Regions from separate parts of the Homo sapiens genome. Here region 2 is linked to region 1. Evidence: read pairs that join two places in POLR2A ChIA-PET (ENCODE). Cell type or tissue: PC-9. All regions are shown on one strand. Links, peaks and the distances in the headings refer to the core of each region. The heading gives the core; the rest is flanking DNA.

Region 1 (2,811 bases), core at 158-2,657:
ACTAGAATTTGGTTGTTGTAGTGGGGTTATTGTGTGTCCCTGTGCGTGCATACAGGGTTTTGCAGCATTCAGGCAAATATGTCAAATAAACAGGAATTTAAGGAGGATACGCAGTGACCAGATAAACACAAAGCCTCAAGGGCCAGAAGGAACCTAAAGGTCATTTGGCCTAATGTCCCCATTTGTGATAACCCCTCATGCCTATCTTATTTGGCCATGGTGTATGACAATGATGGAAAATGCCAGCAGCTCCATGATTTTTACCACTAAAAAGTCTTTGCCTGTTAATCCCAACTATTTGTGTCCTGGGGTCCTGCTTTTAGTTCTGTTCCTTCGGGTCTTCCTTCTGTCTGGTAACCCTGCAGCCTTGTTACCCAGAATTCTTTCCAGGCCTAGCATTCCCGGCTCAGAGTGGTTATGCTTTTTTCCTATAAATGATGTTTAGTTTTTCTGTATCCTTTTTAGATTTCAGCATCCAGAACTGAGCAAAATTCTACTTTTTTGTGTTCTTAGTTGTATTAAAGTTAGTAAAACTAATTGTAAAAAAACAGACAGGTTTGACTTTATGCACTCCTAACAAAATACAGTCGTATTTCCCATGCATTTTACTTTGGCCTCAGTTTTGAGTGCCCCATCACGTTCATGCCTCAGGGCAGCATGAAATAAAGGAAAGAGCACTGAGAATTGAATCTGAGAATTGAGGCCTAAGTCCTGTTCTGCTGCAGGCTCAGAGTGTGTCCTTAGGCAAGCCTTTAATCTTTTCGGACATTTTTTGCCTCATTTGTAAACTGAGGGGTTTGGGTTAGGTGATTTCCAGCAGCCCTATCGATTCAACAGTATTTTCTCAAGTTCTGTTTTAATACATTGTTTCTCCTGACTTTAGCTTTAATTTGAAAAGGAGAAATTCATAGTCAACAGTGTTGTAGCTGTCAGTCCAAGGTTACTGACAGAAATCCTTAGAAGTAGCCCCAGTACTGTGCAAAAGTAACTTTCACATTATTATGCCAGCCAAGTGCAGGTTTTAAGGTAGCAACTCATTCAAGCAGCTTGGCTTTAGGAAACTGAAATGGATTTATGAAGCTAAACAATTATTCAAAACAAATTGTAAAGTCATAAAGAAATGAATGAAAGGTAGATATTGAGATGCTCTTCTGATCTGATGAAATTCTGTATGGATTTGTGTGGTTTCCTTCGATCTCCGGGAATGGATCTAATATAGGGGTTGGAGCTACTTTGTTAGTGTTTACTGCCTAATCTATACTCTGCTTTAAAATAATGCATAATCTATAATTGGAAGCTAGCGTTAATTGGTCTTAGATTAGTTTGAAACATAAGCACATTATTTTTAATAAAATGTGTGCTTTAGGAAAAAGGAAATTAAGGATTAACTATGGTTATAAGAAACCTGAGGTCCTTATTCAGGCTTGACTACAATATTAGCTAAGATTTATGGAGAGTTTACTTTGTGCCTGGCTCTGGGCTAAGCCCTTTCCGTGTGTAAGCTCAGCTCATCTTCACAGTGCTCTATCAAATAAGTACTATTGTTTTTCTCAGATACAGATAAGGAAACAGATTTTAGAGGAGGTAGGAAACTGGCCCAGTGTCACCCACCTGATGGCTGGGGGCTGTGATTGGAACTCTGGCAAATCTGGCTTCAGAGCCCCGTGCTCACCTCCTGGGCCACTCTGGTGTTGGCTGCATTTTCAGAACTTGTGCTGCAGATCCTGGAAAATGGAAGGACCTATTGTTTTAAAACAATTTTTTTTCTTGCAATAGGCTAGCATCTTTCTTTATCTCACTTTATGAACCTTACATAGTCAATTTTAACTTGCAGATTGAAGATTCTAAGTTTTAGTACAAGCTGAGTCTGTTGGAAAATTAGTTCTCTGTCTTTAGAATCCAAGTATGAAATCATTATATATTTCTCTTTAGATCTACTTGCTTTTCTGCTTTTAAAGATTCCATGGGAGCAGTGAGGCTTACTTTGAGAATAAGGGTACTTTGTTGGATAAAAGTGAAGCAAACTTTTATTTTGGCAGTAACGGAAATAAAGTAAATATCACTATAGCATAGACCTGTGTTTCCAACTCATTTTGCTCAACTTTTCCAGACTTCCTGAGTAAACACAGATGGGTTTCCACTTATTTTTCAGTTTTATGTAGAAAGTTCTTTAGACTATAAATTCCACATGCTACTTGGAGTTTTCAGTGTTTGCTTGATTGCATGCCATTGGAAGGTCAAAAACCTAGATTTAGACATTATAAAGATTTAGAAGGTGATGATGTGTAGTAACGTGTTTTCATTTGGCTTTATTTTGGTCTTTCTTGATGGTAATTCTAAATGTTTTAATTCAGGTCTTGACTAAATTTCCTGGTAATTTGGTGGCAGACAGAATTTTGAAAGCCTTCTATTTTTAAATAGCAGAATGGTGGGGAGGGTCTTTGAAAAGGTGACCTTAATTTAATATTCCTGATGTGGTGGTAGCTGCCTATCACAAGTAATTCCCTGAATTGTTAATAAAATTAGAGAGGCTGGAGGGTGGGGTGGAAAGAGACCTGAACACCTGGGTCTGTCCCCAGTCTGACCATTAACAAGCTCTGTGGCTTCAAGCAATGCATTTATACATTTTGAAGCTTAGTTTTCTTATTTGTAAGAAAAGACTTATTTCTAGCCCTAGAATCCCATGATTCTGATTTCACCTCTTATCAACTAATAATTGTAGAAATCAGAAGATCAGGGTGTGTGTGCTCGGTTAATAATCCAAGAGCATAGGCACATGTGCAGCAGAGATTTTAACCGAGGTTTGCAATA
Region 2 (2,811 bases), core at 244-2,743, 160 kb after region 1:
CACACAGCTGCGGGTGCAGCGCTCTTCAGAGCCCTTCAGGAGAGCCTCCACCCAACCCTCTGAATTAGGCACAACAGGATTGAGGGGGGGCCCTCTGGAAGGGTCCTTTCTCCTCACCTCCCACATGAGGCTGGGCCTGATTTCACAATTTCACTCAGGATCTTCCCTCCTCAATCCTCCCAGCCCTGTCCCATCTCAGTGGCCTGTGGTGGACCCCAGATCCACAGACACAGGCCCTCTCCGCACAAGGGCTCACGTGGTCCCCAGCCAAGGCCCCTACAGCACTTTCTACGGAGCCCTCTTCCCAAACATGCACATCCAGCTTGCCTCTCAGCCACCCCGCCTCCATCTCAGCTCCAAGGAGGCCTTGGCAGCAGGCTCGGGGCGCCATGGAACGGTTCACTGCGTCTCTGCCCTGGCCTCACGTGCTGCCGGCTGGCCTTGCCATTCATCTTCTGAAGGCTATTCTCTGATGGCTCTGCTGGCCACCTTGATCTGAGTGGCAGGTCTGTGCTAACAGTGTTTTGTGTGGGGCCCTGGGAGAAGAGTCCATGAACCACTGCCTAACTCAAGTGCTGCCACGGTGAAGCACCCCTGCCTAGTTCTGAACAGACGCAGCACATCAAAGGGGAGCCGGCAGCTCACTCCTGAGCAAAGCAGCAGGCTAGTTCCTCACAGTCAAGGAAAACCACTGGGAGAACCTCCCTGCTTCTGCTGAAGACCTGAGCTGCTTCTCCCGGGTCCCCCAGTGCTGACAGGCCTCTAGCATCAGGTCCATGTGGCTGATTCTGGAGATCTTTAGGAGGATGGGACTGGCTGTTGAGAACTGTCAGTATGAGTCTGTCTGGCTACTCTGCCTGGGAACATTCACTGAGACATAAAGAAGATATTAAATAGCTGGAAAATTAGGAACCCAGCTAGGGCTGGAGGGGAGGTCTTAGAGGATCATTCTGTAAGTGCTGCCGGGGAAGGAACAACGGTGAGGGCTCAGGCTGGCTCTCTCTAGGGTCCTCCACAGGAGGAAGAAGACCACAAATCTAACCAGCCTAGCAGCCCCAGATACACAGAGCACATGTGGACAAAGCTGTGGCTGCCTGCATTCCATGGGATCATCTTGTATGCAGCAGTAAGAAGGGTCTGTTCTATGACTGCTCTGCTGCCTTTTTTTTTTTTTTAACAGCAGCTGGTTTGGAGTCTCCCACGTATTGCCTGAGGTGGTTTGGTGGTAACCAGCTAACAAAAATCCTTTCATTTTAGGTGCCTGTGGGTGGTGTGGTCGCCACCAAGAATGAGTCAAGCCATTTCTAAAGAATCCACAGTAGGCTCTGTCTGACAGGGTGCATCTGGGAGGGCCTGCCGGGCCTTTATTCAACACTAGATACGCCCCATCTCCAATTCTAATGGACATGTGCAGAAAATGTGATACAGAAACCTGCAGAGCAGCCAGTTCCCAGCGGACGTCAGAGATCAGCTCTTACCTCAAGGATCTTGCTCACCAAACTCTCTTTGCTTATCAAACCTTTCTTTCAGAGGGCAAAGGTTAACTCCCATCTAGAAGAGGTTGAAGTACTATGGTTTTCAAACCAGGAACGTGGCACTAATGAGGCGGAGCTCTGGAGAGGCACAGCTGCAGAAGGTTCCAGGGACCCTTGGAAGCAGACAGGGACCCTTGGGAGCAGACAGGTTTGGAATAAAAACAAAGAGAAAAACAGGGCAAAGGATTAACAACAGAAATGAAACCAGGCGCACACACACTCACCTGCGGCATGATCGCCTGCGGTCACACTCCAACTTGATATCTTGCTTCCAACGGCCAGAACGGCCATCAGTGGAACTTACTTTCACGGGCAATCTTTAGGCTGTTGTTTATTGTTGATTTAAGAGAGAAGCAGTTATGGTTTTGAAAACATGGCCCTTTTTCTGATGGGGGGAGAGCAGGTTTCAATGAAATGGGTGTGGAGTCCCAATCTCCAAGGCCTTTGTGTCTGATCTGAGAGAAGCCATCTGCCAGAGTCAAATTCTTCAGGGCCCTCAAGAACAGAGGGCAAGAAGCCAGGCTTAGATAAGCCTTTTCTGAAGCCCTCTGGCTGGCCAGAGAAAGGAGGCAGGGCTATGGTGCTCCACTGATCCTGTAGGGCCGGGGCAAGGAATGGGAACCCAAGCAGAAACCAGGCAACCAACCAGGATTGTTTCCATCATGAAACAATAGAGCAGGCAAACCCATCTACCTCTGGTCCCAACCTTTGTCACGGACAAAAAACCCAGACCCACACAGGTGACCACGACCTCAGTGTGAGGTAGAACAGCTGGGACCCGGACTCAGGTCCAACAGGTGCCCAGGGCAAAGGGGTCCTCGCACCCCGCCCCAGGTGACCCTCCCAGAAAAGGGGTGCTGAATGCTCATCCGTACTGCCTCTGCGGCCGTGCCATCTAGTGGGGAGGGGCTTGGGCACTCTGTGCCCCACCAGAGCCCCCAGGTTCTCAATCTCCAGAGTTCAGACGCCCGCTCCAGTGGGGGCACCAGGAATGGCAAAGAGATGCCTTCACGGTGTTGATGGTGTGCGCCAGCCACCCATGCACATGACCTGGTGTTTCTGTCGTGGAACTGGAGATGCGGCCTTAGGTGCTGACCGCTGAGCCACACAGGTGGGGCTCACTTTCTCACCTATCAAGAAATATACATGGGAAACCCACAGAGCCCTGCCTCCTGGCCCAGCTGCCAAGACGAGGCTGAGCCGAGCCTCTAGAAGCACCAGGTAGACGAAGGGAGGGAGGCACCACAGTAACCGGAGCCATACCTGGCACCTGGAC

Evidence for each region. Peaks named below come from ENCODE experiments on the same cell type or tissue, not always from the same donor. Only the 100,000 strongest peaks of a DNase experiment are listed, where the experiment ranks them.
Region 2: POLR2A ChIA-PET joins it to region 1 with 7 read pairs; 4 of 35 experiments call an interaction of 5 or more read pairs at or near these places.

The regions. Positions count from the first base shown.
Region 1 is chr20:58,655,366-58,658,176 of GRCh38, forward strand. The region is part of intron 1 of STX16 (syntaxin 16); the gene reads left to right. All of the region lies in intron 1 of STX16-NPEPL1 (STX16-NPEPL1 readthrough (NMD candidate)), which reads left to right. Among named protein-coding and RNA genes, the nearest start is that of STX16, 5.5 kb to the left of the region's middle. In PC-9, for the core only: no CTCF peak of the experiment used is centred there; no DNase peak of the experiment used is centred there.
Region 2 is chr20:58,817,588-58,820,398 of GRCh38, forward strand. It overlaps MIR298 (microRNA 298), which reads right to left and starts at 726; the gene lies at 639-726. MIR296 (microRNA 296) reads right to left here and starts at 107; the gene lies at 28-107. It also overlaps GNAS-AS1. In PC-9, for the core only: no CTCF peak of the experiment used is centred there; a DNase peak (open chromatin) is centred at 1,244.